Regions from separate parts of the Homo sapiens genome. Here regions 2, 3, 4, 5, 6 and 7 are each linked to region 1. A link is an interaction called in ENCODE POLR2A ChIA-PET data of the cell type or tissue named here. Cell type or tissue: HCT116. All regions are shown on one strand. Links, peaks and the distances in the headings refer to the core of each region. The heading gives the core; the rest is flanking DNA.

What was found. Peaks named below come from ENCODE experiments on the same cell type or tissue, not always from the same donor. Only the 100,000 strongest peaks of a DNase experiment are listed, where the experiment ranks them.
Region 2: POLR2A ChIA-PET joins it to region 1 with 12 read pairs; 22 of 35 experiments call an interaction of 5 or more read pairs at or near these places.
Region 3: POLR2A ChIA-PET joins it to region 1 with 12 read pairs; 20 of 35 experiments call an interaction of 5 or more read pairs at or near these places.
Region 4: POLR2A ChIA-PET joins it to region 1 with 83 read pairs; 22 of 35 experiments call an interaction of 5 or more read pairs at or near these places.
Region 5: POLR2A ChIA-PET joins it to region 1 with 39 read pairs; 20 of 35 experiments call an interaction of 5 or more read pairs at or near these places.
Region 6: POLR2A ChIA-PET joins it to region 1 with 88 read pairs; 20 of 35 experiments call an interaction of 5 or more read pairs at or near these places.
Region 7: POLR2A ChIA-PET joins it to region 1 with 14 read pairs; 16 of 35 experiments call an interaction of 5 or more read pairs at or near these places.

The regions. Positions count from the first base shown.
Region 1 is chr13:44,433,877-44,438,292 of GRCh38, reverse strand. TSC22D1 (TSC22 domain family member 1) reads left to right here. Exons shown (of 3, transcript NM_183422.4): 2 at 2,198-2,249; 3 at 3,410-4,416. The coding sequence ends at 3,667. It overlaps LOC124903167 (a long non-coding RNA gene), which reads right to left and starts at 1,089. Exons shown (of 4, transcript XR_007063778.1): 1 at 1,001-1,089. RefSeq lists a silencer at 3,019-3,128 and an enhancer at 2,446-3,645. In HCT116, for the core only: no CTCF peak of the experiment used is centred there; DNase peaks (open chromatin) are centred at 1,062, 1,392 and 2,912; H3K4me3 peaks cover 3,396 bases; H3K27ac peaks cover 3,764 bases.
Region 2 is chr13:44,140,115-44,144,564 of GRCh38, reverse strand. The region is part of intron 1 of LINC00390 (long intergenic non-protein coding RNA 390); the gene reads left to right. It overlaps SMIM2-AS1 (SMIM2 antisense RNA 1), which reads right to left. Exons shown (of 5, transcript NR_104065.1): 2 at 828-1,008. SMIM2 (small integral membrane protein 2) reads left to right here. Exons shown (of 3, transcript NR_197392.1): 3 at 643-1,415. Among named protein-coding and RNA genes, the nearest start is that of LINC00390, 5.4 kb to the left of the region's middle. RefSeq lists silencers at 692-886, 2,324-2,473 and enhancers at 2,624-2,833, 2,500-3,459. In HCT116, for the core only: no CTCF peak of the experiment used is centred there; DNase peaks (open chromatin) are centred at 1,214, 2,216 and 2,574; H3K4me3 peaks cover 2,448 bases; H3K27ac peaks cover 1,536 bases.
Region 3 is chr13:44,246,523-44,250,972 of GRCh38, reverse strand. No RefSeq gene overlaps it. Among named protein-coding and RNA genes, the nearest start is that of MIR8079, 53 kb to the right of the region's middle. RefSeq lists a silencer at 717-893. In HCT116, for the core only: no CTCF peak of the experiment used is centred there; no DNase peak of the experiment used is centred there; H3K27ac peaks cover 593 bases.
Region 4 is chr13:44,312,230-44,316,679 of GRCh38, reverse strand. It overlaps LOC107984552 (a long non-coding RNA gene), which reads right to left. Exons shown (of 3, transcript XR_001749973.2): 2 at 1-32. Among named protein-coding and RNA genes, the nearest start is that of SERP2, 59 kb to the left of the region's middle. RefSeq lists an enhancer at 3,513-4,450. In HCT116, for the core only: no CTCF peak of the experiment used is centred there; DNase peaks (open chromatin) are centred at 2,729, 3,279, 3,589 and 3,962; H3K4me3 peaks cover 1,345 bases; H3K27ac peaks cover 2,618 bases.
Region 5 is chr13:44,229,773-44,234,222 of GRCh38, reverse strand. No RefSeq gene overlaps it. Among named protein-coding and RNA genes, the nearest start is that of MIR8079, 36 kb to the right of the region's middle. RefSeq lists an enhancer at 1,437-2,636. In HCT116, for the core only: CTCF peaks have their summits at 1,678 and 1,885; a DNase peak (open chromatin) is centred at 2,002; H3K4me3 peaks cover 1,036 bases; H3K27ac peaks cover 2,257 bases.
Region 6 is chr13:44,240,912-44,245,361 of GRCh38, reverse strand. No RefSeq gene overlaps it. Among named protein-coding and RNA genes, the nearest start is that of MIR8079, 47 kb to the right of the region's middle. In HCT116, for the core only: a CTCF peak has its summit at 1,901; DNase peaks (open chromatin) are centred at 911 and 1,981; H3K4me3 peaks cover 498 bases; H3K27ac peaks cover 2,586 bases.
Region 7 is chr13:44,189,161-44,193,610 of GRCh38, reverse strand. No RefSeq gene overlaps it. Among named protein-coding and RNA genes, the nearest start is that of MIR8079, 4.8 kb to the left of the region's middle. In HCT116, for the core only: CTCF peaks have their summits at 1,472 and 2,032 (motif pointing left); DNase peaks (open chromatin) are centred at 1,640 and 1,980; H3K4me3 peaks cover 380 bases.

The DNA.
Region 1 (4,416 bases), core at 417-4,416:
TCTACGGTCAGATTTTATGTTGGAATTATTTGTGATGACACAATTTTATCTACAGATTAGAGAGGTCTCCCCAAGTACTTTGTAGATTTTTTGGTTTTTATATTATGCCATTAGAGGGCAGTATTGTAGAGGTTAAGTTTTCTTTCTCGCATGTATTGACTTGGAAACTGTTTATGTTGTATTATAATTTAGCAAACTTCAGGGCTTAGATTTCTAGTATATTAAATTGTAGCCTTAATTGATGCATCCCTGCAAGTATTTTAAATTAATATAGGAAATTTTGAAAGGGTTAAGCTATTTTATACCCACATCTCTCGATTTTGGTTTGGAGAAGGGAATTATTTGGTCAGTGTGGCCAAGAGGGTGAAACAGAGGTGAGCCTACAGCATCTATTGGCTGCTTAACTATTTTTAACCACCATTATATCCTCCCTTTTCTGGTTCTGGACACTGCAAATGGGCAGAGACTAACTTCAAGGATTTGTATGCTTTGAATACATACTTTATAATATTTCAATCCCTCTGATGTAAGAAGGCTCATAGGATTGAGGGATTGAGTCTTAGAGGAATTGTCACTCAGCTTGCAAAAACGTGCCTTAGGGACTTAACTAAAAATAGATTTATGTGGAATTCAACCTGTGGATTGACTTTTTTGGGTCTAAATAGAAGAAGGCATATTTAGTTACTAGGGAGAAGATGCTAATAGGGAGATGTGATTTTAAGGTTTGTGGCTCTACGGGCTTTTTGGGAAGATCCTGGATTTTATCTGGAGTCTTTCCCTCATGCCTAGCAAAGAATATATAATGTTTTTTGTTTTGTTTCTATAAAACAAAAGGTAGTATCTCTCAAAGAGCAAATGTGATTTTTTTTCCTCTAAAATTAAAAAAATACATGATTGCAGGGTGATTATTATCTTTAAAAATAAAACCGTCTATAAAATCCTCCCAGTACCGCTGCCGGTAAGAACTAGATAATTGAAATCAAGACACTCGAAGTCTTACAGTGGTGGGACTGGGCATGCCCAGTAGCTCAGACGGTTCGGGTTACAAATAGGAAGCTTTCGCCGTTAAGCAGCCGCGGGACACAGCTCCGGGGACCGGGGTCTGACTCCCTTAAACGTAAGCACGTGTGGGGGCCCCCATAGTATTTTTCAGGGACCCTTCACATTTTCTGCCGAAGCAATGGCCCAGTGTTTTGAGGCCGCCGTGGAAACCTCCGAACCCAGCACCCCACTCCCTCTGAGCACGGCCCGCGCCAGGCCAGCCCACCCCACGAGCGGGATCTGGAGAATGGGGGCGGAGGTGGGGGTGGGGGGAGGCGGGGAAGCAGGGAAGCGGGAGGACCTGGAAGGGAGTAGGGGGCGGTCCCAGTGGCGTGCCGGCCAATCGGCGCAGCTCTTTCCTGCATATATTTTGCACTAAGACTGGGAGTCCTGGTCTAGAGCTGAGTGGAGCCCGGCTGCGGATCTGGGAAGCGCCTCTTCACGGCACTGGGATCCGCATCTGCCTGGGATCATCAAGCCCTAGAAGCTGGGTTTCTTTAAATTAGGGCTGCCGTTTTCTGTTTCTCCCTGGGCTGCGGAAAGCCAGAAGATTTTATCTAGCTTATACAAGGCTGCTGGTGTTCCCTCTTTTTTTCCACGAGGGTGTTTTTGGCTGCAATTGCATGAAATCCCAATGGTGTAGACCAGTGGCGATGGATCTAGGAGTTTACCAACTGAGACATTTTTCAATTTCTTTCTTGTCATCCTTGCTGGGGACTGAAAACGCTTCTGTGAGACTTGATAATAGGTAAATGTCGGCTAAGATAGTTTCTTTAAATTTATTCGTGGGATACTTATAATAATACAGGTGAAAGATAGCCAGGCGAATTCCTTTGTCCATTGCTGAGAGATTATGGTGACATGGATGTTGTTTTTCGAAATGTTAAAAAACCTTATTTTTGCAAGTCTGGCCAGAGAACAGGCTTTCCCCACATTATGTAATTTAGTCCTTTGTGGCTTACTAAAATAGGGAGATGCCTGGATATTCGTTAGTAAGAGAGGGGCTGGCATTTTCTGGAGGGTGATACATTACATAGTGTTAAATAACATTCAAAATATGATGCTAGCAATATCACAAAATTGGGAGATCCTTTTTATCTTGGAAGCTTAAGATAAATTCCATTTATCGATGACCTTTTTCCCTCCTCTTTTTCAGCTCCTCTGGTGCAAGTGTGGTAGCTATTGACAACAAAATCGAGCAAGCTATGGTATGTACTGATGAAAAATCATTTATACTAAATGTGGGCACAGCACAAAAATAAGATGTTTTGTGGAACCAGTGCATCCCTAAGTTCAGATGATGATGATTGCTCTTGATGCGCGTAGAAATGCCGGCGCTGTCTCCATTCGGCCAGCGTGGAGCCACCTACCACGGCAGCCGTGGAGGGAGAAAGGGGCCCTGCGGGTATTAAATGGTCTTCTTCCCCGGACTGGTTTCACACGACGGGATTTTCTCACGGTGACCCTTTTTGCTGGGGATTTATTAGGGAAGCGCTGGCCAACTATCTCCTTCGGCTGGTCGTGAGCACACCTTTAGCGATGTGGCTTTACTAGGAATCCTAATATTTTACTAGGGAGCCGGGAGGTGGGGAGGGCCCCAGAAGTCGGGATCCTGGATAAGGGTCTTCTAGACGGTGCACAAACGGGTCCCCGGTGGCGCGGGCTCCTTCACAATGAAGAAGAATCAGAGAAAAAGTTTTGTTTTCTTAGCCTGCGCCTGGATTTCTCCTATTTTTTATTTCCGCCTTGGCCGTTCTTTGTTATTGGAGCAGCGCCTGTGGCTCTTCTCACGGGATTCTCTGCCCACTGTTGCTAGGCAAACTCTGAACCTTTAATTCGGAGCTATAAATAACTCGGGCTCCCATTGGCTGCGACGTCTGCCCAGGTTTCTGTGATGTCAGCTTAATCACGAAAAGAGGGGGGCGGGGTGGAGGGAAGAAAATGCGGCAACATGTTCGGTAGGAACTGGCTGCAGCCGGTGCTGAAGGAGGCGGCTCCGGGCGAGCGCGGGGCGGGGCCTGGGGGCGGGGACGCGGTGGGCGCGCTGTGGCTTGGACGTCCCCGCTGCTGGTCTCAGTCGGGGACCCAGCGCCCGGCTCTGGCCCAGTCTCAGGAAGCCTTACTTGGGCGTTTCTGGCCAACGTCTGCAGAGAAGCACAGACTTTTACAAAGCTTGATCATTTATACGTTAAACTCAAGTATTGTACAGTCATGTTTGTATTCAGATTTCCCCAAGTGTCATTGAACCAACTTTAAAGGTGGAATATGTAAATAGTTAGGGAGATCCATGTAAAATAATGTCTTGGAAACTCAAAAGAGTCCAGAAAATACCAAATAATGAGTTAAACCTTTTCTGTCTTCTTTCCAGGATCTAGTGAAAAGCCATTTGATGTATGCGGTCAGAGAAGAAGTGGAGGTCCTCAAAGAGCAAATCAAAGAACTAATAGAGAAAAATTCCCAGCTGGAGCAGGAGAACAATCTGCTGAAGACACTGGCCAGTCCTGAGCAGCTTGCCCAGTTTCAGGCCCAGCTGCAGACTGGCTCCCCCCCTGCCACCACCCAGCCACAGGGCACCACACAGCCCCCCGCCCAGCCAGCATCGCAGGGCTCAGGACCAACCGCATAGCTGCCTATGCCCCCGCAGAACTGGCTGCTGCGTGTGAACTGAACAGACGGAGAAGATGTGCTAGGGAGAATCTGCCTCCACAGTCACCCATTTCATTGCTCGCTGCGAAAGAGACGTGAGACTGACATATGCCATTATCTCTTTTCCAGTATTAAACACTCATATGCTTATGGCTTGGAGAAATTTCTTAGTTGGGTGAATTAAAGGTTAATCCGAGAATTAGCATGGATATACCGGGACCTCATGCAGCTTGGCAGATATCTGAGAAATGGTTTAATTCATGCTCAGGAGCTGTGTGCCTTTCCATCCCTTCCGGCTCCCTACCCCTCACTTCCAAGGGTTCTCTCTCCTGCTTGCGCTTAGTGTCCTACATGGGGTTGTGAAGCGATGGAGCTCCTCACTGGACTCGCCTCTCTCCTCTCCTCCCCCCAGGAGGAACTTGAAAGGAGGGTAAAAAGACTAAAATGAGGGGGAACAGAGTTCACTGTACAAATTTGACAACTGTCACCAAAATTCATAAAAAACAATAGTACTGTGCCTCTTTCTTCTCAAACAATGGATGACACAAAACTATGAGAGTGACAAAATGGTGACAGGTAGCTGGGACCTAGGCTATCTTACCATGAAGGTTGTTTTGCTTATTGTATATTTGTGTATGTAGTGTAACTATTTTGTACAATAGAGGACTGTAACTACTATTTAGGTTGTACAGATTGAAATTTAGTTGTTTCATTGGCTGTCTGAGGAGG
Region 2 (4,450 bases), core at 290-4,289, 290 kb after region 1:
CCATAGAGAGAATATCCAGTTGTTGGATGGAGGGGCTTGGGAAATGGTAGTTTGGTGAGGTCCCAATCTTGCTGGAAAGGGAGTCACATTGCTTGTCCTTGGGCCTTTAAGTCTGCAGCCCTGCTCTTGTCCTATATGGCCAACCCTCCCCACACCTCACCCCAGGACCAAGCTTTTGTGAGCTTCACAGCCTTTGCTGGAGACTTTGCTCCATTTCCAAAGCAAGTGGTGCCACTGACTCTCAGCCTCTTGCCTCATTTCCTGTCTATCTCACGTTCACCCCTTAAATCTCACAACCAATATTTCTCTACAGGAATCACCCTAGACTTCCCTCCTTCATGGAGACTGCATTTTCTCTGGTCACTCAAAATATCATTTCAGGATGTTGACAGATCACTTGGGACCCAACCCCCGCACTACTTTTACTTGGCTGATGTTGTCCAGTGCCCCTCTCTGTTCTTTACCAGTCCCAGAGAAAATGATTGAGAGCTAATTGATCCAAAGGGGCAGAAAAAGGGATGAGAACATAGGCCTGCCTCCCAAAGGATCTTCCTTTTGCCATAGGTCAGGTTCAAATGTCATATAACATTGGTCAAAACTCAGCCTCCACTCACCCCTCTCCTCACATCTCATATTCCCCAGGCTGACCTGGAAAGGTGGAGGAAAAGAAGGCAGAAGGGAGAGATGAAGCCCAAGAACCTGAGTATTTTTCTCAGGCAAGACTCAGGACTGCTCTGGACATTCAGAAGCTGAGTGTGCAAGTGTGCTGTGTAGTTCAAGGCCACCACCACTGAAGAGGCCAAGGACACCTTAGTAGGAATTCTAACCTGGCTTCCAGGGAGAGGTGCTTCCAAATTGGCCCTGTAGGCAAATTCACTTTTTTCACCCTCTAAGCGAGTAAGTGCTTGTTCCCAATTTCCATGGTTTAGTCTTCAGTTTCAGTCTTTGGTCTCCTCTGGTCTATCAGCTCCCATCTCTCTCCCAGTCTTTTTCTTTATTCTGTGACACCTGTTGAATGAGGCACATAGGGTTTGTAGTCACTGTAGTGTTCCTTGTGGTTGTGAGGTAATAGGCTAATATTATCACTTTCTCAGAAAGTCTTCAAAATTATCATGAGGAGGTGATGCATTCATCTGCTGGGAGGTGTCTGTGTGGTCAGATAAGATGATGGCTACATTCCATTCCTATCCTGTCATTCAATCATTCTTCCTCCAGGGAGCCACTGAGGGACGTGATAGTCCAAAGCACTCAGCTAAAACGGAATTGCAAACATGGTACCCACAACTTTGGTTTCTTATCATCCATTTGTATATCTGCATGTAGTCTGTCTCTGATTTAGGGTTTAGGTTCCTCTGTATTTTTTTTTCTTTTCCTGCCCTTTGAGAGTTTAATAAAAGCCAGAAGCATCTTGTAAATGGTGACACAAGAATCATTATCAAATACACCTCTTGCACAATAATATATAGTACAAACATTAAGGTGTGTGGCTTTATCAGCTAGATTGCGTGAATGTAAAACAGCTCCCACATTTTTTAGCTAGATAGGTATTTAACGTCTCTGTAAAATGGGAATTATAATAGGATGTACCTTAGTGTTCACTGTAAAGATTAAGTGACTTAATGTATACAAGCACTTACAACAGTCTCTGGCAAATAGATGACAAAATATATATTATCCATAACAGATGTGGTGGAAATATTTATTATCTCTCTTAAGAGTGTTCCTCTGCAGTTTAGAACTCAGGGACCCCCTTGAAGATGCCCCTGGATCTCCCGAAGTCTCTGGACCTCTAAGAATCCCTAGTTTAGCAGAAAGAGTCCCAGACTAGAGGTCAGAAGACCTGGGAATGTTCATAGCCCCATACACACCATTAAGAGCCGACCACGGGCCAGTCCTCTTACTAGATTCTGCTGTCAGTTTACGAATTCTTCACCAGTTATGCAAGGTGGCTATCTTTTCCCCATTTCACAGACGAAATAAATTCAGAAGGGTTTAACGACGTAGTTAATGCTAGGAGCAGAAAACACGGGTCTGTCCGAGCCACTGTTAAGATCCTCCTTTAAAATCCCGCCACATGGTTCTGAGAGTCAATCTCTCTTATTTCTGTCGGCGTCAAACAGGAATATCACTACCTTGCCCACCTCACAGGGTGAGATTCCAACTAGAAAGTGTTTATGCAAGTCCGCCGTGGGTCGCGAAACGGCGGCTGCCGTCGGAACTGCGATGCCAAACACAGTAAACCTCAAGGACAAGCGAGCCGAGCCGAGCCGAGCCGAGCCGAGCCGAGCCGAGCCGAGCCGAGCCGAGCCGAGCCGAGCCGAGCCGAGCCGAGCCGAGCCGAGCCGAGCCGAGCCGAGCCGAGCCGAGCCGAGCCGAGCCGAGCCGAGCCGAGCCGAGCCGAGCCGAGCCGAGCCGAGCCGAGCCGAGCCGAGGAGGCTTGGGATCCCTCCTCCAGGCCCGAAGCCGGAGTCCGGCGCGCGGCTGAGTGGCAGGTGCACTAGCCAATAGAGCTGGGGGAGGCGGAGCGGGCGGGGCTGCCCTTTGGCCGCGCTCGGCCTTGTGGGAGAGCTAGTGGCTGCTGGCTTGTGCGCGCCGGTCTCATCGCTGCTGAGGGTCAGCAGAGAGCCGCGGCCTGTGGGGCGTTGTCTAATCCCAGAGCGCTGACTGCGGGCACCGAGAATCCTGGCGTTAGTCCAAGGGGCCTGGCGAAATCTCGTTAACGAGTACTGCAGGCTGTTGGTGAAGTCACGACGTAGTGCCAGTGGCCTCGTCCCGCTCTGCTCAAGGGACCCTCACAGGCTGTGGAATCCGGGCGTCGGGACCTCCGGGGACCTGGGCCTTCTGCTTCCACTCTCATTCCTGAATGTTAAAGGGGCAGGGCCGGACCGGTAACAAGGGAAGGCTGGAGAAATAGCAGGGACGGATTTTCCTCCCGGAAACACATTTGCAGGCCTCCTAGAAGGAAAAATCTAGAAACAGTGGGATTGGGGAAAGAACGACGTGGCGGTTCTCATGTCTTGATGGGATCCCCCTTTGCCCTTGGGACACCAACATCTCTCACCTGCTTTATCGTCATAATCTTCTGACTGGATTTCCTGCCCCAAGATTTGCCCATTCCTGTCAGGCCCACTCCAGCCCAGGGTGATTGCTGCCAAATGCTGCTGATCACTACATTCCCCAACTTAAATACCTTTACAGAGTTCCCCGTTGCCCTCGAGACAAAGGCCTGACACTGAACTTAGCTCTTGAGGCAATGGAGGTTCCGGCTTCCTGATTACTGTTCCAGCCCCATTTCTGACCACTTTCCACTCTGTTTCCCCCAGTCAGGGGTTTATGAGATTAATAAATGGATGAACAAGCTATTTCTAGAAATATCAGCAATATTATCAGAGTAAAAGGAACCATTATAATCTGAATGACGATGAAAACCTATTGTGCTCATGTATCACTTCAGATGGGGAAGTCAACTCTGTCCTGGAATCCAGGGAACCTGAATTCTTATGTTTGCTCAGCTACTAGATTTTTCGCATAATCTGCCACATGTTGCATCCAGTCTTTGTTCCTTAATTTATAAAATAGGGCCAGTGAAGGAATGTTTTCTATACTCATATCTTTATCTTTATGAGCTACTTCAAAGATAAATCCAACAGAACAGGGAGAAGCACTTTACACATTCAAAGTATTACTAATGTGTAACAAGATAGACGCCATGATACACACCATGAATTACCTTTAAAATCCTTTTCTGGGACACATAGAACTTGCACTTTATATATCATGTAAGACAGTGGTCCCCAACCTTTTTGGCACCAGGGACTGGTTTTATGGAAGACAGTTTTTCCACAGACCAGGGTGGAGGTGGGGAGAACGCTTTTGGGATGATTCAAGCACATTAGATTTATTGTGCCTTATTATTATTACATTGCAATATATAGTGAAATATACAGCGCACCATAATGAAGAATCAGTGGGAGCCCTGAGCTTGTTTTCCTGCAGCTACACGGTCCCAACTGGGGGTGATGGGAAGCAGTGAGAGATCATCAGGCATTATATTCTCCTAAGGAGCGTCCAACCTAGATCCCTGGCAGGTGCAGTTCACAATAGGGTTTGCACTCCTATGAGCATCTAACGCTGCTGCTGATCTGATGGGAGGCAGAGCTCAGGCGGCAATGCAAACAATGGGGAGTGGCTGTAAATACAGATGAAGCTTCGCTTGCTTGCCTGCTGCTCACCTGCTGTGCGGCTCAGTTCCTAATAGGCCATGGACTGGTACCAATAGGTGGCCTGAGGGTTGGGATCCCCTGATATATGATACCCGAGGTTTATCTTTATATCAGGCATGCATTTAAAACACCCCACAGATTTCTTTTCTTACGGCTGCATTTGAGGAGCAGCCTGGCTTATAAGCCTTGACTACTTCTGCTCACCACCTGTACTTTAAATAGAAGGA
Region 3 (4,450 bases), core at 334-4,333, 190 kb after region 1:
CCTGAGAATTGCCAATATCTGATCGGGTGTCTCCATCTCTCCCTGTCCTATGTGCACAGCCTGAGGATAGTGACCTGGGCCTTTTCCTCTCTGTAGACTTGTGCCTCAAAAGTGCCTGACACCAAAAATGTTTGTTGGATTCATTATTCCATCACTCAATCCCGCCATTCCCAAAGCTGGGAAAAAGCACCAGTGGCATAACAACTCCCAGAGAAACCTGGATCAATTCACTCTCATGCTTAGCCTCTTGAGAGGGTTGCAAGGAGTTCACTCAAGCAAACCCGAAGCTGCTGAGTGTGCTTGAGGAGAGCTCAGGTGGCTGGAATTTTATGTTCAGATTGTACTGTATTGACTATCAACATGTACCAGCCCTTCCCAGCCACCATCTCATTGAACTGTCACAACAGCACTGTGAAATAGGTGCTACTCTCCTTCCTTTACATTTGAGGAACTGAGGGAAAGTGAGATAATGAACTTGGCTCAGGTATGTCATAGAGCTCCTGAATCCTACTGCTGAATATGGATCTGGCCTGGGACATCGTATTTATTTATTTATTTTTTGTATTTTTTAGTGGAGATGGGGTTTCACCGTGTTAGCCAGGATGGTCTCGATCTCCTGACCTTCTGATCCACCCACCTCGGCCTCCCAAAGTGCTGGGATTACAGGCATGAGCCACCGCGCCCGGCCATATTTATAGTAATAAATATTTGTACACAGGCTCCCCAAAATGGCAAAGCTAGATATGGCTCTTGGTCAACTGAAGGCTACAGTGGTGCTATTGACTGTTGAGTTGTACTGCCCTTTAATGCATCCACCATGGCACACCATAAGTGGTATGGAGATGGCAGGTGGAGAAGGCTGGGCAGTGGTGACTCTGCTGGGGCTAAGCCTTGTTTTCACCTCCAGGCTTAGAGTAAGACTCCTAAATGGGTTCAGGCTTGGAGGCATGGACCGGGGTTGAGTGTTCAGGCAATCTATTTGGAAAGACACCCAAGGACCTCCCAGGACAAGGGTATCTGTAATGTCTACAAGCAGCAGTGTCATTGTTGAAGACAGTTTTGATGGGCTACACACACACACACACACACATACACACACACACACATTTCCCCAAACAATTGCTTGTTGGAGACCAGGCAAGTATCAAGGGGAAAGGTCCTGGGTAGGGCCTGACAAGAGGCAGCACAGCTGACTCCAAAACAACACCAGTAGGAGGAAGCCCCTGGGGCCAAATGCTGGGCTCCTGCCCTGTGTTTACTGAGAGTTCTGAGCAGGAGTTTGGGGTGGGAGGGGAGGCTTCTAGCTGTTCTTCACCACCCCTAGGCCATGGTCAGAGCCTGGGATTTGTCTGGGCTTTGCAACCCCAGAGGGTTTTGCTGCTTTCTCCAGACCAGAGCTGCCAGGAGGCCCCAGAAAATGCTTGAGAACAAAGAGGCAATAAACACATGCTGAAACCTTTTACCAGCTGGCTCTGTCCCAAACCAAATGAGAAATGAATTTCTGGAGTAAGAAAGAGAGAGAGTCTTAAAGTTAACCGGAAAGAAAAACCCTGTTTTAGCTGGGAATGTTCAGTTGGGATTATGCAAAGTTGTCAAATCAATACAGCAAATCTAATTTCTGCAAATGGATCCCCCGAAAAAATTGACCTAATAAGCTATTAAATCTTAGCACCTGATGTTTTCGTAAGTATAACATTACTGGGGGGAAAGACAAAGTGTTCGTTCATCCTGAGAATTTTTGTTTTGTTTTGTTTTGTTTACATTTATTTATTTATTGAAACAAGTTCTTGCTCTGTCACCCAGGCTGGAGTGCAGTGGCATGATCATGGCCCACTGCAGTCTCGACCTCCTGGGCTCAAGTGATCCTTCTGTCTCAGCCTCCTGAGTAGCTGGGACTGCAGGCTTGCATCACCACGTCCAGCTAATTTAAAAATAATTTCTTTTTGTAGAGAAGGGATCTCACTGTGTTACCCAGGCTGGTCTTGAACTGCTGGGCTCAAGCAATTCTTCTACCTAGGCCTCTCAAAGTTCTGGGATTACAGGTGTGAGCCACTGTGGCCAGCTGAGAATGTGCTTTTTGAATAGGGAAGGCCAGCATTATCATCATCATCCTTTACTAAGTATCATTTATAAATGAGGCAATCTACTGGAAGCTTACAGATAGTATCCATAATTTTTATACCAGCATTGCTGGGTTGCTATCCTTGCCCACATTTTACAGAACAAAGTTGTGTTCAGATTACATAAGTAACTTGTTGAAGGTCATGCGGCTGGAATTTGACTTCATCTTTCAGATTCCAAAATCCATGCTATTTCTGCAGCTCTTCTCTATATGCAAATATTTTTTATTACAAATGCAATGTCCCAAGCCAGATTCAGCAGTAGAATATGAGAATGACTGTTTTCTCAATGTATTGGTTTTTAATAGAGAACTTTAGGTGGGTGTGCAGTTACTTAAACAGTGCATCCAGGAGAGAGAGAATGGATTCCATTGCTGGTTCTTAATGACTTTTTCTGTTCTCTTTGGTAAAATAAATATGAGGCTATGTGCCCTTACATCCTATTTTATAAGACTTGGTGAATCCATGTCTGTAAGTTGTTTCTGATACCTTAGAAACAGGTATTCACACATTTTGCTAGTTGTTGTTTTGATTGTTTGCTCAGTTTTTGATTAAAGCTAGACCATATGTACTTTGTTTTTCATTGAGCTGAAGCTTTTGGAGGGGTCTAGGTGAGAGGCCTTATCTGTGAGCCGGTATGAGCTTTAGGGATGGTGTGATTCACCGCCTGAAGAGGTTGGCCTGGCTCACCACCTGGAAACCTCTTGGAGGCCTTCTTCCAAGAAGGGGCTTGATACTACAGAATCATCAGGGTGTCTAGGACGTTACATGTTCCATTCTTGTAGGAAGGAGATCAACCAGGGAAAGTGTCCAAATATAATGTGGCTCTTTTGGTATCACGGATGAGTCTGAACACTTCATATAAAACCGTGATAATAAAACCAAGCACCTTATACACATCTGGCCTTTTAAGAAAACAAGTCAAACCAAGCAACAACCAACCACCAAAAATCCTTTCAGGACTTTTTTTTTTTTTTTTTTTGGAGATGGAATCACGCTCTGGCTGGAGAGCAGTGGCGTGATCTCGGCTCACTGCAACCTCTGCCTCCCAGGTTCAAGGAATTCTCCTGCCTCAGCCTCCCAAGTAGCTGGGACTATAGGCGCATGCTGCCATGCATGGCTAATTTTTTGTATTTTAGTAGAGATGGGGTTTCACCATGTTGCCAAGGCTGGCCTCGAACTCCTGACCTCAGGCAATCCACCCACCTTGGCCTCCCAAAGTGCTGGGATTACAGGCATGAGCCACCGTGCCTGGCCTCTTTCAGGACTTTTCTAACATGATTATTTGAGTGAAATAATTTTCAGGTATATATGTTACATCGCTGAATATCTATCTGCCAATCCTCTGTGAGGACATAGAAAAAGCACAATCTCTATGGAGCCCAAAATAGGTAACATTAACTAGCACTGCTTTAAAGACATTTACACAAACCAACAATTCTTACGACAATCCTATTAATATAGCCTTTTCAGGATGAGGAAACTCAGCAAAGAGATGGTAAATAACTCACACATGAGACAGTTCACAGCCTCCACTGTTCATACTTGGTTCATGTATGATTCATTTATTGGTTCAATAAATATTTATTGGCTGCTCTGTCTAGGTGCTGTTCTAGGCACTGGCTGTGCAGCAGTGAACAGACCTATGGCAAATCCCTGAACACATGGAGCTTACGTTTGAGTGGGAGGCGACTCTCAGAATGCAAATTTTATATGTAGCGTGACATCAATGCCTTCTCTATCAGTCCCTTTTGCATTACTATAAAGAAATACCTGAGACTGGGCAATTTATAAAGAAAAGAGGCTTATTTGGCTTATGGTTCTGCAGGCTGTACAAGCATGGCACCCCAATCTGCTTGGCTTCTGGTGAGGTCTCAGGGAGCTTTTACTCATGGCAGAAGGTGAAGGGGGAGCGGGCATGTCACATGGCGAAGGAGGGAGCAAGAGAGAAGAGGAGGAGATGTCAAGCACTTTAAACAACCAACTCTGACATGAACTAATAGAGAACTCACTTATCACCAAGGGGATGGCACCAAGCCATTCATGATGGATCTGCCCCCATGACCCGAACACCTCCTACTAGGCCCCACCTCCAACATTTGGAATTACATTTCAGTATGAAACTTGGAGGGAGACACACATCTAAACTATATCACCTTCTGAAGCACCTAGCTGGCAAAGGCTGTTTTTTGTTGTTTTTTTTTTTTTTTTTTTGCAGTGGGTGTGTGCTTTAGTGAGTTAATTTTACACCATTGAGTTCCATAGTAACAGACATTGGGTTGCTGTCTTATACCTCACGTGCATCCATGTGAGGGGGTGTTTGAGAACTG
Region 4 (4,450 bases), core at 251-4,250, 120 kb after region 1:
ACAGAATGTTATCTGGAGGTCAACTTTAGGATCTGTGAAAAACAAGAAAAAGAAAACTGGTTTGCAGTGCATGTTAGCATGAATACATGATTCCTTCCCTCCTTCTGTCCTTTCTGCCTCTCCCTTCTTTCCTACCTCCTAGTGTCACATGGATCAAACCACTGAATGTAACTTGTAGTTCCTGTCGAATCAATCAGTGAGGTCACAGAAATCATAGGCATGTTTTGTCATTTGAGTGAATGAGCCTTGGTCCCACATTGAAAACAAAGTACTAGTGCATCTTACCAGTGTATGTGGGTACAAAGACACCACTGATTTTGGCATCCCTGGTTGAATGTCAAGGGATACGGATAGGAAGTATAATGTGGTTACTTCTATAGCCAGTTCTTGCTTAATTCTCCAGGCTTTACCCGTTTGTTGCAACCCCAAAGCCCTGCAAATACATTACAAACTATAAAATATCAATGGATTAAAGGCAACGGGGTTCAACCTACAAGAATATGACAACAGGGTAATAAATTGTTTGTGTGCATTTTATTGTGAAAAAAATACATAATACTTAGAAATGTTTTAAAAGAAAACTACTACCTAGATTTCTTTCACCCAAGTACAATTGTCTTTGTTTTTTATGTTTCTGGACAGCTATGGCTGTATGTCTAAATTTTCAAATTGTTGTAATCATAACGCATATGTACTTCTGAATAGAAGTAGATTGGAAGCATTCTTGAACTTGACATTCTCAATTTCAATTATTTGCCTAGGACTTCAAAGATCACAGTGGTTTGTAATGTTGAGGGCTTTGATTTGGAAATGGCTAGATTTTAAAGCTGATGGGCTGGGTGTGGTGGCTCACACTTGTAATCCCAACACTTTGGGAGGCTGAGGGGGGCAGATCACGAGGTCAGGAGTTCAAGACCAGCCTGGCCAACATAGTGAAAATACAAAAAATTAGCTGGGCATGGTGGTGGGCACCTGTAATCACAGCTACTTGGGAGGCTGAGGCAGGAAAATCGCTTGAACCCGGGAGGCGGAGGTTGCAGTTAACTGAGATCGCACCATTGCACTCCAGCCTGAGCGAACGTGCGAGCCTCCGTCTCAAAACACACACACACAAAAAGCTGGTGTGCAAGAAAGTAAGAATCACACAGTCAGTAAACAAGCCCAGCCCACCATTGGTGGGACCAGCATTTCAACACAGCTTTTGTGCTTTCATATGAAGCTTGCAAAGAACTCTCATGACGTGATAAAGACGTTGTTTCTTTGCAGATTTAGGTAAATTTAGTTAAGTAGCCTAATGATGTAATATAATGCATTCTAGAATTTATTTTATTGGCAGAATTTATTTTTATAGCTTTATAAGCAAATCCTGAGTTTATAGACTCCTTAAGAGTCTTGAGGGGTTACTTAACATTTTTAGCTATTGCATTTTAAAGGGAAAATTGTATGCTACAATGGTTTCCACTTATTTGGGAATTTGCAGAGATATTAGGCTATACACCTTGTGAATATCAATAGTGTACTGTATTCTATCTTTTCACGTGACAGTTTACTTCTTATAAATATTTTCCCATGGTGTTACATAATCCCCATAAAGATCATATTAAATGGCTACACAATATTCCATTGATTTGTTGTATGATCATTTACCAAACCATTGTACTACCACTCTACATTTAAATTGTTTTCAGTTTAGCACTACTCAAGATAATGTTACAATGATAAACTTTTTGTCTCCTTTTGAAATATTTTCTAGGGATACATTCCTAGAGGTGGGTAAAAGAGGATGGACATTTTAAAAGAGGGTTGACTTTTGGTATATATTATTATATTGTTTTCCAAAAGATGTATGACCATTTACAATATGACCATCAATATATTAATACCAGTCGAGTGATGCAAAGTAGACAGCATTGCACATAATGACTAAGGTTTTCTGTTAGTTAAATGGGTATATAATGATTCAGTATTATTGCTTTACTTTCCAATGCTTTGACTTGTGCCTAAGTTGAACATTGTAAATTTATGTAGAATTTAAAGTTCTCTTTTAAATGATTGTTAAAGCAAACTAAATATAGACTGAGAATATATTCCATATTTGAGTCCTTGTGGACAGACTGCAACCAATTTAATAGGTAGACAAGATTGAAAACCTAACTTAGGAGTATGCACCTGTAACAATAGCTGAGTCTTGGCCAATCCTAGCAGCCATACTTCAACCACTCATACACTGCTGAGTGTTCAAACTGTGTTCAAGTAAGGCAAATGCAGAGTTGTAACCAATCCAACTGTTTCTGTATGTCACCTTTGATTTCTGTATGTCACTTCCCTTTTTTTGGTCTATAAATTTGTGTTCTGACTACGAGGCACCCCTGGAGTCTCTCTGAATTGGTTGTGATTCTGGGGGCTACCAGATTCATGAATCATTCATTGCTCAATTAAACTCCTTTAAATTTAATGCGGTTGAAGTTTTTCCTTTAACATGACGTATTTGTTCGTATCCTTTGCTGGACTTCTTTTAGAGGCTCATCCTGAGCTTTGGAGTCGAGGATTTGAATCCCAACTCTGCTATTTACTACCTGTGTGATCTTAAGCAAGTTAGTAAACTTTCCCAGTCTCTGTTTCCTCCTCTGGAAAGTGAGGATAGTCATGTGTCTCTCATAGAGTTGTTGAAGGATTCATCAGGATGGCACATGTGCAGAAGTACTGAGCACACACATTAAAATGACTCATTAGTTGTTAGTCACGCTACATGGGTTTGGTTTGTTGGTTGGTTTTTACCCCAGTCTGATCCCTCAGTGGCTTTCCTGTGCCTCTGGAGATAAACCCTTCTTGGCCTCTCAGTAGCCTGACCACCTCTCTTGTCTATGCTCATTCTGCCAAATCCACCCTTCACGGGAAGTGTCTCAAATATTTCTCTGCTTCAGAATTCTATCTATGCCTTCCTACCAGCAGTCCCTCTACTCATTGACCCCACCAAACTTCTTTATCTAGAAAACTCTGAATCACCCTTTAAAACATAGCCTCCAGAAGCTTCCCTGCTCCTCCAGCCTCCCTTTACTCCTCTCTCTTCCGTAGACCCATGTGTATCTCTCTATAGCATTTACTGAACTATACTACATTGTCAATTGACTTGTTATTTTCCTCAGATAGACTCTAAACCTCATGTGAGTAAAAACCATGTTTTATTTGATTTTACAGCCTCACTTGTAGCACAGGGCTTGCCATGTGGAAAGTGTTCAATAAATATTTGTTGAATGAATGAATCAGTACCTACATTACTCATCAGGCATGGATCCAAATGTCTCAAAGAGGAAAGAAAAGTCACTTTCACAGAGCAACCATTTGCCATCACTGGAATTGGTTGGATTTAGAGCAGCATAATGAGAGAAAGGGTTTCACTCAACAAGGGACAGCTGGAGATGTGTAAATTGTGGAACTACAAAATATCTATGTATGTGCTCTTAGTAACCTGCAATCACCAGTCATGGTTCTGAATGATGTTCTAAAACCTCTGAGACATTGCTGTAGGCTACCGTGTTCAACAGTGGGTGATGCATACACTGAGGGCAAACCACAAAGAGGAATCCCTAAATTATGATGGGCAGTGGTTGCATTGAAGGAAGTGATTAATCCCCCAAGATGAATATTTTCAAAGTGGCAACATCTATTTGGATGACTAAGTTCTGATTCAATTGTCTGAAAAATAAAAATTGATACATGCTTTGGCACATCTCTTAAGTGGTTAAAAAATACACACGTAAGGGGCATGGGTAGAGTCTAGCATGGGAAACCTTGGAATAAGCAAAACTAGAGTTAGATCTTGAAAGAAATGGGTAAGTGGGGAGTAAGCTTTTCTAACAAAAATAAGACATGAGGTGGGGAAAGAGTGAGGGGTCAGTTTCGGGTGAAGCAGAGGGGTAAGGGTGGAGTAGGATAGGGGGCTTACAGAGGTGCTAGAAGGCCACCTCAGGAATTCCTTGTTAGTGCAACTGTGCAGCTGAATGAGGGAAAGCCAGGGGCCTACTGCCTTCTAGGATGGGCTCCTAGAAGCAAAGCCTTGGATAGGATTTGGATGTGTGTGCTTTACTGAAGAGGTGTTCTCAGGAAATATCGACTAGGGAGTGAGAGGAGCAAGATAGAAGAGGGGAAGGAACTCAGCGAAGATCAGGTCTCAGGTGGAGATTAACCTCAGCTCTGTCCACTGGGGGGATTGGGTAGTCTCTTCATGAGCCCACTTCAGAATTGTGCCTGTCTTGAGGCCAGGGGGCTGGCCCTTTGTGCCATCACTGGCTGTTGGCCATCCTCAGAGGCAGAGTGCGGTTAACCTCCCCGCTGAGGTGCTCTGGTCAGCCAAGGGCAAACCTCCAGAAAAGGGGAGCAGCTGTGGGTAGAGAACAACCAAATTCTCAGCAGCCAGGAGATGGGAGCCCCACAGGGCAGAGAGGGGATC
Region 5 (4,450 bases), core at 106-4,105, 200 kb after region 1:
ACACCAGAATCATGTACTCCCTAGTTCGATGTGGATATTAATTGTAACTGATTATGTGTATACATTTATGCTGAAGTTAACTGTGAGTAAATTGGTTGTATGTCATTCCTTGGTGTGTATTTTGCCTTTCCTATTCTTTTTTGTTCCATTATAAACTCGGGTTGCTAGAACCTCATACGATCCTGTGAGAGGTGGGAGTTAGCTGGTCACTCAGTCTTCTCCTCTTTCCTGGGAGGTGGTGGTTTAATCATATCCATTTGTAAAAGGGGAAATGGTGGCTCAGAGGTCCTCAGTAATTTCTACAGCTAGATAATTCATGGGTGCAGAGTTCAGATCTGGGGTTCAGACCCCTACAGTGTGTGTGGCAGGGAGTCTAGGCAAACAGCAACTCTCACCCGCAAGCACCCAACAAGGTTTGTCCTTGTTTTCAGTGGGCCTCCTACTTCCCTGAAAGGTCTAATCTCAGCAACACAGTCTCATTTAGCTTATTGTTTTGGCTATTTATGTGCAATAACTGTGAAAAGCAAGAAGATGGGTTGCAATTTCCTTACCTACTTGTTATGTTCAAATCAGCTCTTTGAAAGCAGAGTCAAGATACAATAATAGTAATAATAACAATAATCATTTATAGTTAAAGCATGGAATCGAATGGTGCTTCCATAGCATCCATGTGTGTCAGGTGCTCTTTTAAGCAAGTTACATTCATTCAGTTTGTCCCACATCTTCATAAAACAAGGGGTGAATTGTATGAGGAAAAGGATGCTAGAATTTCAATTTTGTCTTGCTCCATTCCATCTCTGAACTTCTCAAAATGAATTTTAGCAAGGCCTGACCTATATAGAAATCTGTTTCTTATACATGGCTCCAAAAATGGTCCTACTCTGAAGTCTGCATTTTTGGCAATGGGAGGTGCCAGACAAGAAGTGAGGGTCTGAGGCCCACCCTGGACTCCTCCAGGCCTAGTCATCCTGGTGTGTTTCTCAGAATCTATGGTTCCTTCTCTCCTCCCTCCTCTTTTGCTTTCTTCCTGCCACAAAATCTCTTTTTTTCATCGTGAAGAGCCACATGCCAATTACTTTATACAGCAACACCCCATCCTCCTCTAGCTCTCCAGGGTCCAGGCTCTTGGGGCCCTCATACATGTTCCCACACCCTGGAAGGGTAGAGACCCCTCCGCCTCCTGGTGCCAGCAGAAGGGTGGGAGACCTACGTGCAGTCAAGTGGAGAATTTGTCTCCCAGGGCCCAAAGAGACATTCAACACCAAGCTCTGTGCGGCAATTCCCCTCATAAATCTCAGCTCTAACTACAAATTATTTACACTATCCAGTTTCACTTCCTTCTTCTCTCCCATCGGATTCAAAGGATTTTAGACTTCAGAAAAACATTGAGTCTGAATTAAACATCGGCATGAACTTGATCAACTTTAAGTCTCTCATTTCACATCAGAAGCCAGGAGTTGGGAGTGGCGGGGGCAGGGATCAGAAGATATCTACAGACAAAAAGACATTTATAAAGCAATATAGTATTAAAGATGGAAAAGCCCACATGAAAAACGCAGAGGCCAGCCCACCTCCCTGTGACACTATTGCCCTTAATCATGGTACTGGGATGGTATATCTCCAGAAGTTTGAAACAGGAAACAAATAATATTTCAAAGTTTCCAGCAAGAAAGTAATGACAGCTTTGGAGAGCAGCTGCAGCCACTTTCTTCCATTAAGCCTTTGTCCCTCCCCTTGGCCTTGGCAGTGGGTCTAGGGCGCCATGCGATCCCTACAGCTTTCATTACACCCAGTTCAAGAACCTGCTTGCAAGCGTCTCCTTGCCCAGCACACAAACAAACTTTAAATGATAAAGGAAAACACTGGCAGCATGTTCCTGTGTTCTGAGGCAGGCCTGGGGCGGGGCTTTCCCAGAGTTTGTTGTGAGAGACAACCTGCTCTCCCACCAGGTGGAGAGGAGCCTGGACCAAGGTTGAAAAGCCATGAGTCAGGCCTAGAGAATTTCAGTTGCAACACCCTCTTGTAAGAGGCTGTTTAGTCATAGCTGTTGCTTTCAATGAAAAGGTCACCCACTCCATAGTGAATGGTTATTTGCTGGCTGCTTCTCACACTGTTGCAATTGTGATCCTTTTGCATCTTTGATTGTCTTTCATCGGAAAACTATGACATGCTTCATTTTGTTTCCCAGGGTGGTAGCCACAGTCGGCGGTCAGTTGGCGAGCTGGCTACATTCGATGGTATGCAAACAACTCGGTGGCAGCTTAAAGGGTGGGGTAGGCAGTGTGGCCCTCAATGTGCAGTTCGAGTTTCCCAAGTTGAAGGCTCACAGAGTGATTGGAAACCAGGAGAAAAATTACTGTGGTCTGAGCAGGGAAGGAAGAAAGGTCCTGGACACTCGGCTTCTAGAGAGATCCACGTGCGCCATGCCGCAACTGCATTCAGTGTCTTCCAGCTTCCAACTTGTTGTCAGCCTTCAGAGTGACTGACCCGGGGAGATCAGCTGGGAGCCCCCTTACGACCTGTCAGCATGCGCCCCGAGAAGACACCTTGGTCAAGCGTCTCTCAGCCTGGTCACACTTGCTGGCTTTTTTCATTATGGTCATGGCTAAGAGGGAAGAGGAGAGTTGCCAAATTTGACCTATACTTCGACATTATAATTTAGCCCATTCATTTTCCTCTTGAGGATAAATGTTAAAAGTCCAATTTATGGGAGGCCAAGGCGAGCGGTTCATGAGATCCAGAGATCGAGACCATCCTGGCTAACACAGTGAAACCCAGTCTCTACTAAAAATATAAAAAATTAGCCGGGCGTGGTGGTGGGCGCCTGTAGTTCCAGCTACTTGGGAGGCTGAGGCAGGAGAATGGCATGAACCAGGGAGGCAGAGCTTGCAGTGAGCCAAGATCTTGTCACGGCACTCCAGCCTGGGCTGCAGAGCGAGACTCTGTCTCAAACAAACAAACAAACAAAAAGTCCAATTTGTTGGAGAATTTTTTAGGAGGGATGAAGGGAATGGGGGATTGGAAGATAGGAAGTCAAATGCGCTCTAATCTTTTCTTGCTTTTTTCTATGCTTTTTCTATGTGGGACTTGTTGAATGTTTATTGCAAGCTCTTTAATGACCAGAAGCACATCATTTGTATCTATATTCAGGAGCCAGCCCGGTCTCCTGGGGCATGCGGCTGATCAACTGTGGGGACCTCGCTTAAGAAAAGTAAATATTTATTCAGAATAAGGAAAGAAACCAAAATAAATTACAGATTTTAAAATGCTGACAAATACCACAAACATCACAAAAATCTGGAAACATAGCATACTGTTTTTATTAACTTCCTGACATACCTCTGTATGACATGCTTCCATTGTTCTCTTCACACCGTTTTGGCTACACACTCTTTAATGGCCTCTTCATAGGACGACAATTTTAAAGAAGAAATGATAGAAAGATAATGCAGTCTTCTCTGATCAGCCCGTCTAACATGGCTGATCCAAAGAAATTCTTTTACATTTTAAATTCAATACATAAACATGTGACTGACATAAGGCCAATCTGCTATCGCTAGTGCCACTATATTTTTGTGCCCTGAAGAGACAGAGAGAATTATCCTTTTGAATACATGTTCCTGAAAATTCAAATCTCTGCTTGTAATTTTGATGACTGGAGAAATTCCCACAGACCAGTACCTGCCTCCAAAATCTTGAACCTTGATCCTCCATTTCCCACATATTTTCAGGGCCAGATTCTGCACAGCAACACATTTATATCATGATATGACTTCTGTCCATGTGCCTCCAAATCGTGATGCTGGTTAAGTTGACACGAGTTATAGGAGTATTTTTAGAAGCAATTCCTACACCACCATGTTAGCAATAACTTAACTATATACAGAGGTGACTGTGAACCGTGTAAACACTGTTTATCCTCTAAGCCCAAACTAAACATATCTCCATCTCAACTTGGCCTCAGCAGAATTCCAAAAATGCTGTAGTGGCGACTCCAAAGCAACCCTACGCAAGGGACTTGCCAGTGTGTGGAGAGGACGTCACAGTGGAAGAGATAGCCTTAGCTGATTACAGTTAAAATATTTCAGCCTTAGCTGATTACAGTTAAAATATTACGAACTTTTGCAAAGTTCATAAAACTCATGTGACCATGGGCTCTGGAGCTTAGACTTCATTAACTTCAAGGTGAATTTTCCTCTGCTTGTATCCATTTGCAAACCTAGTTTGGCTCTCAATCAATAATTGTTAATTGAAGGAATGGAGAAATTAATCTGTAAAAGACAATGCAGATGGATGGATGGACACATCAAAGGCAAGGCTGCTGCCGGCCATGCGTGTGTGCCGACGGCATCTCCACCCCAGTGGGGCCCCAGGGACGAAGCCGGTTGGCCAGCCACAAAGCCCTCCAGGGAGACCTGTTTTTCAGATTATGACAGTTTTTAGAAGTACA
Region 6 (4,450 bases), core at 320-4,319, 190 kb after region 1:
TGATGTTTCAACAATACTGTGGTTTGGTACTTTAATTTTCCTCATTTTATAAACAAGTAAACCAAAGGTCAGAAAGGTTAATCAACTTATCCAGGCTCACATGCTAACAAGTGGTAGAGAGGGATCAAAACCAGGTTTGTGTGGTTTCAAAATCTGTATTTCAGAAAAGATATGTCAAATAGGTATTTACTCTGCACCCAAATGGCGTGTGTGTGTGTGTGTGTGTGTGTGTGTGTGTGTGTGTGTGTGCAGGTATATGAAGGTATTGCTGTCTTGCTGTGAGAGCACTTCTTTTTCCTTTTATCTGCCTCAATTCTGCAGTGGGAAGTCTGTCCATTCCATGGAGATTATCAGCTGAAACAAGGCTGTTTCCCGTCAGACCTGCTTAAGCCATGTCAAGGTGTAAGAGTAACTGGATGCTTTACGTAAACAAAAGGACAAATGAAGGCCAAGCTGGAGTCTCACCTACCTGACTTTTACAGCAGTAAGAGCCTTAATAGGGGCATCAGCGATCTTTATATAAAAACCTAAAATGATTCGCAAAGGGGAAACTGGGATTGTTGGGATTGTTAAAACTTTTGATGACTTTTGTGACCATTAATTACAGTTGCTGAAATGCCTTTCCATAAAGAAGACAACTTCATTCAACTCTTCAATCTCAAGATTACAGCCATTTTCTGCACAGAGAAGGGTACACACTGAGGCATCCACAAGACCTTGATTTCAAACAAATTTGTCTTCCTTTCAGTTAACACTAACAAAGCTACCATTGATGGAAACTAAAGGCATTAAAACCCAGAGCACATCCCCCAGCATGAGAAAATGAATCAGACGATGACCGCTTTGAGAAATGGGCTCTGTGCTGGGACACACTGGGCTGTCTCCTCAGTACAGTCCCAGGCAGGACTTCATTATAAACCGCAGCCCCACCTCACACAGCGCCTCCTCAGCATGACTCACTCACAAAATCATCCCTGCTGGTGGGATGGCCGGCCTCTAACGATGGATTTGCTGTGCTGTTTCATGGAAAACAACAACAACAACAACAAAAAACACACCATAAACCAAAGACTTAATGTCCAGCTGGTGGCTGGGACACCTTGGTGAAGAGGACCCAGTAAACTCAGGGAGGCTAGTGGTGCTGTTTGTGTCTCATGTGGCCCACACCAGCCCACTGGCTGTTCACAATACATTCATCTAGTGTTACTTCAGGGGGCCTCCAGGCCGACCTCCTAACTGAAAACATCATAGACCTTTCACGCAAGTGTTCAACGTGCTGGTGTTTACTCCTGCTGCTGGGCATTCAAAACAACTGCTGATCCCTCATGTTCTCCTTACCTTTGTTCCCCTCCTTGCGAGTTGGGTGTAGGCCCCAATCAGCCTCTGCAGGCCTCTCTGAACCTCATGGTCTGAGTTTGAGGGGACCCAAGAGCTTGCCTTCTTATTTTACAGATGGGGATACAGAGGCCCAGAGACTCTGTGCACCTTGTCAAGGTCCCAGCGCTAAGTCTAGAAACTAGCTGTCATGTCATATCCCTTGGTCTCGGGATATTTTCACTTATCCATTCAACACGTGACAAGCATTTCAATAAGCCAGCTCTTTGAGGAGCTGGGAACAGGGAGATGAAATGGGCCTCTGCCCTGAGCAGCCCCTGGTCTTTGATGTTATGATGGCAAGAAGCACTGGGAGCTAACATCAAAGGGAGAGAGGCCTTCGGATGCTTAGAAAGAGTCTCCCCACAGTTGCTATCCTCCTCTGAATGCGGCTCAAACCAAATCAGCACAAATCCGCTAAATAAAACCACTGGAAAACAAGGTCAAAGTGACAGAGGCCAAGAGCACCAACAAAAGTGCCTTCTTATCCATCTTGGAGCCAAGCTGAAGAGCGGCCCCAAGTGACCAACGGTGGGACTCACGGCTGGGCCTTGTCCCCCCACCCCAGCACAGCCTTGGATGAATCACACACCAGAGAACAACAGGGCTATTTCTCACCAGTCATTTGTCAAGCTGACATCCCTGCCTAGAGTTATTTAGGGCTTTCTAAAGACACTTCTTTCCCTCCCTGCCGCAGGAAGCACCTGCACGGCTGTTGAGTTGTGGTTTTGCTCAATAGCGCTTTGATATCCCTTAAGGCCTTCATCAATTACTCTTCTGTCCCTGATGGGTTGGACTTTGGCTGAGGCAAAGACAGGGAAGCTTAGAGAGGATGATGGAGAGGAAGAGGATGGTGAGTTCCTCTGAGATCTGAGGCCAGCCACTGTCTGGAGGTGGGCTCTTATTGATTTCTGTGGGGGAACCTTCAGGAGAGGACAGTCTGAGTTCTTGGCCAGCTGGACTTGGACCATAACTGCCATGTTCCCATGAGGACAGGTCCCCCTCCTGGAACAGAGCTATGCTCCTGCCAGCTACTTAGAGGAAAAGAGCAGGCCTGTCAGATGAGTGTGACTGGAGCAAACCTGGTCTTCCGATTCAGCTAAATGACATAAGGCAGAGGGGACTTGGAGCGGGATCAGGGAAGAAAAACGGAAATAATGAGAAGACTCAGTGAATGGATCTCTGAAAGCAGTTAGGAGAATTTGAGTTGTTGAGTCTAGAGGAGGCAAGAGTGAACTAAGAATTAGCTTTGATTATAGGCAGAAAAACTGTGCATAAATTAGTGGTCATTTCTACTGAAAATATGGTGTGGGTTGGATTCTTGCTTCCATGGCTGCCCGAGGATTTTGCTCCAGTGTGCTGGCCTGTCTGGGTTATTGCATTATTCTTATTCATGAGGTGGTGGGTCTCCTTCCTTGGAGATTTGCATGAATGGAAATGACATCCTCCCAGATGGAATGGTTTAGGGAAAGTCTTCACGACACATATGTTTCTTCCCTTCAGTTTGCACTGCCCAACATCCCAGCTTGACCCTTATGTCTGAATCAGTTTAGCAGCCTCTTGACTAGTATACAGATGTTCCATCTCTGCCTCCTTCAGTCCACTCTGCCTATGGAGGTCCCACTTATCTTCCTTAAATTCATCTTGGATAATGGCAATGTCCTGCTAAAAATATGTTGATGCCTATTTATTTATTCATCCAACAAATACTGAGCACCTATTGTCTTGAGCACCGATTATGTGCCTGCTGCTTACTCCCGGGCATACAACATGGCACAAAGTGTAGTAGGGCCTCATCAAGGCATTCACTCAGCCTTCCTGTCCTTGTCCTGGAACCTTTTAAGGCCTCATCATCTGCTTTTAACAGATCTTTCTGACCTTTTGCCCACACAAAACCTTTTCTTCCAGCCTAGCCCATTCACCATGATAACCCACCTGGTGTCTTTCTTGTCACCCCAACTTCTGGATAGACTATCCTTATTCGGAGCCCATCTCTCCTGTGAAGCTAACACAAGTCTCCTTGCCTTTAGGAGGATTTCCATGGCCGCTTGGGTTTTAGAATTCTCTAGCACCTCTGTCCCCACAGTGTTTCTTCCTTAGCACTGGGTATGTTCTTCCTGAGTGGAGAGAACTGGCAGCTGCTGTGCCTGCCCTGACCTCCTGTGGCCTCACTCGCCGTGGACAAGTCCTGAGAGAGCTGGAACCTGTGGACATTCTTTCCCTGTCCGTGCTCTGCTGTGGATGATGACAGGGGCAGCTCAGGTGTTTGCTGGGGCTTCCAGAGCATTTGACACCATTAAGAAGACGGAGAGTATACTGAATGTCTAAACTTAAAGGGGGAGAGGCTTTGGGGATCATTTAATAAAACGACCTTGTTTTGCAGATATGGAAACTGAGAACCAGAGAAACTGATTTACCCAAAACCACAAGGTGACGTAGTAGCAGAGTCAAATCTTGTCCACTGTTAAGTTTAGCCTAAAGCTCCCTCCTTATATATTTTAAGTTCATCCTAAAGGTTTCTTCATACATAGTGAGCTGTAACCTAATGGATGTGTGAACAGACTGTAACTTGCTGTTGTGCCAATCATCAAGTTTTGGCCAGTCAAGGCCGTCCAACTGTTTAAATGGTGTTCAATAAGGTAAACACTGAGCTGTGATCAATCTGGCTGTTTCTGTACCTCAATTCTGTTTTCTGTGCATCACTTTCCTTTTTCTGTCCATAAATCTTCTTTGTCACCGTGGCAGCAACAGAGTCCCTCTGAACCTATTCTGGTTCTGGGGCTACCAAGTCATGAATTATTCTTTGCTCAAGTAAACTCTGTTAAATTTAATTTGTCTAAGATTTTTCTTTTAACTAAACTATCCTGTCTCCATATAGTTCAGCAGTTGGAATCCTAAGGAACCTAACATTTCAGGACACACGTAAAACAAATAGAAAGTGTATTAATTTCCTATTGTGCTTGTGACAGATAACCATAGATTTAGTGGCTTACACAAGACAGATTTATTATCTTGCAGTCTGTAGGTCAGAAGTCTAACATGGGTCTTACCAGGCTGAATTCAAAGTGTTGACAGT
Region 7 (4,450 bases), core at 269-4,268, 240 kb after region 1:
TAGGGGAGCAATGAGTTAAGACCAAAATAAAGCAAGGCAAAGGCTCCTTATGTTACTATGTAGCTGGCGTTGGTCTTCAAACTACCTGGCAATGCAGTTCTCCCAGGAGATGACTTTAAAGGACTCAGACCACAAATATTTAATGACAAATAGACTTGGTTGACAAGATAAAGTCCTACAAGAATGGGTCATTCACAAATGCACTGGTAAGTAGTGAGACCACATTAAATCCTTTCAATATCCACCTATTCCAGCACCTGTAATGAAACTCAGGGAGTTTACAGTTCCCAAAAACTGCATATTCGTGGGTTTGCCTTTGCTCGAATCTTATGTCAATACATAGGATATGGACTCCCTCTGCTTCATAGTGGAAACCCTGAAGACAGAAATTACATTTGAAAATATGGTAATACAGCGGAGAAGACAAACACAGTATGTTCCCTTTTTTTCTGGCTTCCTCTTCTTTGCTCCCCAAATTGCCTCCTATTTTCTAAAATTTAAACAGTGAATCGATTCTGAAGAACTACAGTAGATAGCAATGTAAACTAATATGTTAATGTTTAATTCACTTTTGGTTTACCAGGCATTGAAAACTTTGAACAAAATGGACTTAAATAAAGATAAAAGATGGATGCAAATCTTTATATAATTTTGGCAGGAAAAAAAGGCAAAAGCAAAGGATTAAGGAGGAATTAGTCCCATCAGGGACTGGGCTGTATTTTCACTGGTTCTCATCCTGCTAGATCTTCCTCACTTGCTAGTTGGTCACCAAATATGAATCTAGCATCTGCTAATTGCAAAGCAGAGTATTTGGCACGTGAGAGTTCAACAAAGAAGAATGATACTCTAAAAACCCCCTTCATCTTCACCTATCTCAGAGATCCTTTCCTGGCCCCCAGACTAGGTGAGGGCACCCATTGTGTGCTTGTGCAACACCCTGTGTGTTTTTGTGTCTATTTCACAACAGCTATCATGCTTGTGTTTACTTGATCAATGTCTGTCTCCCCACAAAATGTAAGCTCAAAGAAGACAATGAATCTTGATGAATCGATCCCACTTGTATCTGGAACATCTCATACACTGCCTGACACACAGAGTAGGTCTTCAATACACAATGCGTGAATGAATGAAATGAGCAAACAATGGAAAATAAACACCATTTCTAGGTTACTGAGATTATTAATTCATCCCTCTTCTGGAACAGCAATGGAAGTTAGGTCCTTCAAATATCAGCTCACTCCCCACTCCTCCTCTATATCCTTTCTTTCTTTCTTTCTTTCTTTCTTTCTTTCTTTCTTTCTTTCTTTCTTTCTTTCTTTCTTTCTTTCTCTCTCTCTCTCTCTCTCTCTCTTTCTTTCTTTCTTTCTCTTTCTTTCTTTCTCTTTCTCCTTCCTTCCTTCCTAACTTCCTTCTCCTATTACTTCCATGTGCCTCACTTGCCACCTCTCCCACCAGTCCCTCAAATATTAAAAGAACAACATCATCATCAACAACAAAATGCACTCTGTCTGCATCCTGGAGGAGGCGGTGGTGTCTTCCTGGACTGCACAAGCACAAGCCCACATCCTTGGCTGTGTTGCCTGGGGTTTTTATGTAATAGGAACATGTTGATTGGTATGTACTCAGTTTGGAAAGAGAAGCCATGCCTTGTTGTGGCTTTGAGTTCAGACCATTTTTCTTTCATCTTTGAAGATGACAAGCGCTATAAGCAAAGAAAGTCAAAATGAGCCTGAATGTTTCAAGCTCTAGGCAAGGCAGGAAGAATGCCGTGCGGTGATATTGTTTAGAGAGAGACTCGGTAATTGCTGTACTGGAGAGCCGACATTTGCAGAACTCAATTGTGTGGCGTCCGACTGAGTAAGTTAGCAAAATAAAGACAGATGGCAATGGATTAACTCCAACACGCCCACCAAACAATGGCAGCCAAAATGGAGAACTGTGGTGTGCTCTAAAACACGCTCCTTCTGGGAGAGTTCACCCGGTGCCTCAATTAGATGCCACCTAGTGACTGACCAAAACATTGCATATTGCACAACCCTGCATATTTCGGACACAGCTTAAGGAGACCGCACCATAGATTGTTTGGCTTCGTTTTCAAAAGACGGAGAGATGCCAGGTCATGGCTGACTTGAAAACTTATAGTTTGATGTTTAGTTCACTGAGAAATAATGGTTGAAATCTCTGTTCTTCCTTGTATGCTTAGAGGAAAATAGAAAAACAAAAAGGAAAGAAAACAAATCCTGCAAGACAGGCAACTGCCTTTGATTTAGAAATGCATGACCTAGAGTTAGAGAAAAGCTTGAGGACAGTTTGTACATTCTGGTCCTGGCTTTATACAACTGAAACTGAGGATGGCAAATAATTTCATTACATCTAACAGCTCCAGTTGATTGTGAAGGCTCTCTGGACCATGAGGAATTATGAGGTGAGCTCCAAGGCTTGGGTTGGGACCCTGTGGTTATTGATGGTTGTCTGCCATACTGCAGAAGAGGAGAGTGGTGGAACATGGGTCCTTGTTGAACAACCGTACATCCTTAAACAATTAGGAAATCTCCTAATTTGTTTAATCGTGAGTGTTTAGAGAAACAGTTCTCCATATTCCTGAGAGTCTGAGGGCAGAAGCTGAAATGGGCAAAGAACATATAGAAAAGGTGACACTTTTCCATCTAAAGGAGAGACGAAGAAATAATGAGCAATTTTGTTATGATCTACCAAACTAAGGTTTCATTATGTTTGCCCCTCATTGTGGAAGGCACTGTTTGATTGGCAATTTGCACCACTACCATATATAATTTAGTCCTGGAGTATGTGCCAAGAACTTTGTAATGAAACCCTGGTTATTCCTAACTATAGGATTTATTTTTCAAGTGAAGGTCTAGACAATTTCAGTAACTGGCCCAGAGTGTGAGGTTGAGAACGGAAGGAGCTTTAGTTCTCAGGCTCCTCAACCACTACCTACCATGGTGGGCTGACGCTGCATTTCTTGCTTTTCCCTAGCAGTCACCTAGTCAGTGCTCCTGGCTAAAAGAGAGATCCTTTTCTCTTTTGACCCTTAACATCCACTGGTGACCAGGAAACAGTGCCAGCTATGTCTACAGATCTCGGGGACATGCAGTGTGGAGGGTCAGGTAGTTGTGTGGTTAACTGGTCTAGGTCTGCCCAACGGAGTCCATGTGTCAGGGTAAGAACCTGGATCCCCATCTGCTATACTTTTGTTTTCTCAAGTAACTCCCTAGAGGCCCATGTCTTTTGAGCTCAGTTTATAAACAGGGCAGAAAGCTGCACACACAGGCATCAAACTGCTCAGCCTTTTCTAGTTTTAATTCAACTTAACACTCATTGATTAACTGAATGCTTACCACATGCAAAACACTGTGCTAGGAGTCAAGACCCAGGAGTCAGACAAGGGTTCTAGCTTCAGCCCTGCATGGGGCAAGTTATTTTGCTGTCAGAGATCTCTGCTTCCACTTCAGTTAAATGAGAATACAGAGCTCAAGTAAACCCTCCAAATTCCTTTCTTAATCTAAAGCTTTACGGCTTTATGAAAAGAACGCTTGAAAAATGAGGCTTGGTTTCAGATTTGATGTGTTAAAATATGATAACTTTATTATTTCTTCATTCAAAAATATTTTTGAGTGCCCACTAATGTGCAATGAACAAGACAAAGCCCTTGACCTCACAGAGCCTACAGTCTACTTGGGGGAGACAATGAACAGACTTAATAGTAAATGCAAAATAAAATGTACCAGATGTGCCGTGAAGACACAAGGCAGAATAAGGAGATAAAGGGAGAAGGACCAGAGAAAGCCGCTCTGACTGATGTGGGGGAGAGAGCTATGTGAGGTCTGGAGAGAGTTCTGGGCCGAGATAGGTGCAAACGTGAGGGCTGTGGGGGAAAGCAGGCTTGGCACGCTTGAGGAACAGCAAGGGGGCACTTAGATAAATAGTTTACTCATCGCCACATGCAACCCACCCATCTGAGGAGCCTAGAAGAGTACCTCCAAGGAGACTGTAGTTGGTGAATGCCCCCTCTGTGCCAGGCACTATCCTAGGCATTGGGGGCACAGAGATGGGAAGGAGACACTACATGTGTGGGAGAAGTTCACATTTTAACGAACAGTCAGGGATGCCAATATGATGAAAGAAGCATTGTGACTAAAATTATGGCTGAGGGCAATGGGAATTCAGCAGAGAAGGTTGAGTTCAACATTTTAGTTGGGTCTTGCAGGATAAGGGGAGAACTGGACAGGCTGGAGATGAGGGACTGGAGGTTGCAAGGGCAGGCCCACATGGAAGTGTAAAGCATAACTGGGAAATAATTAGTCAAAGTCCAGATTGGCAAAGCACAGGGCAACAAGACTTTATTGTCAACAAAACCAGAATGGCTTTTGTGTCTCATCTGTTTTGATGTGAGTGTCATGTTTGGACTTTTTTCTGTAGGCCAGAGGTC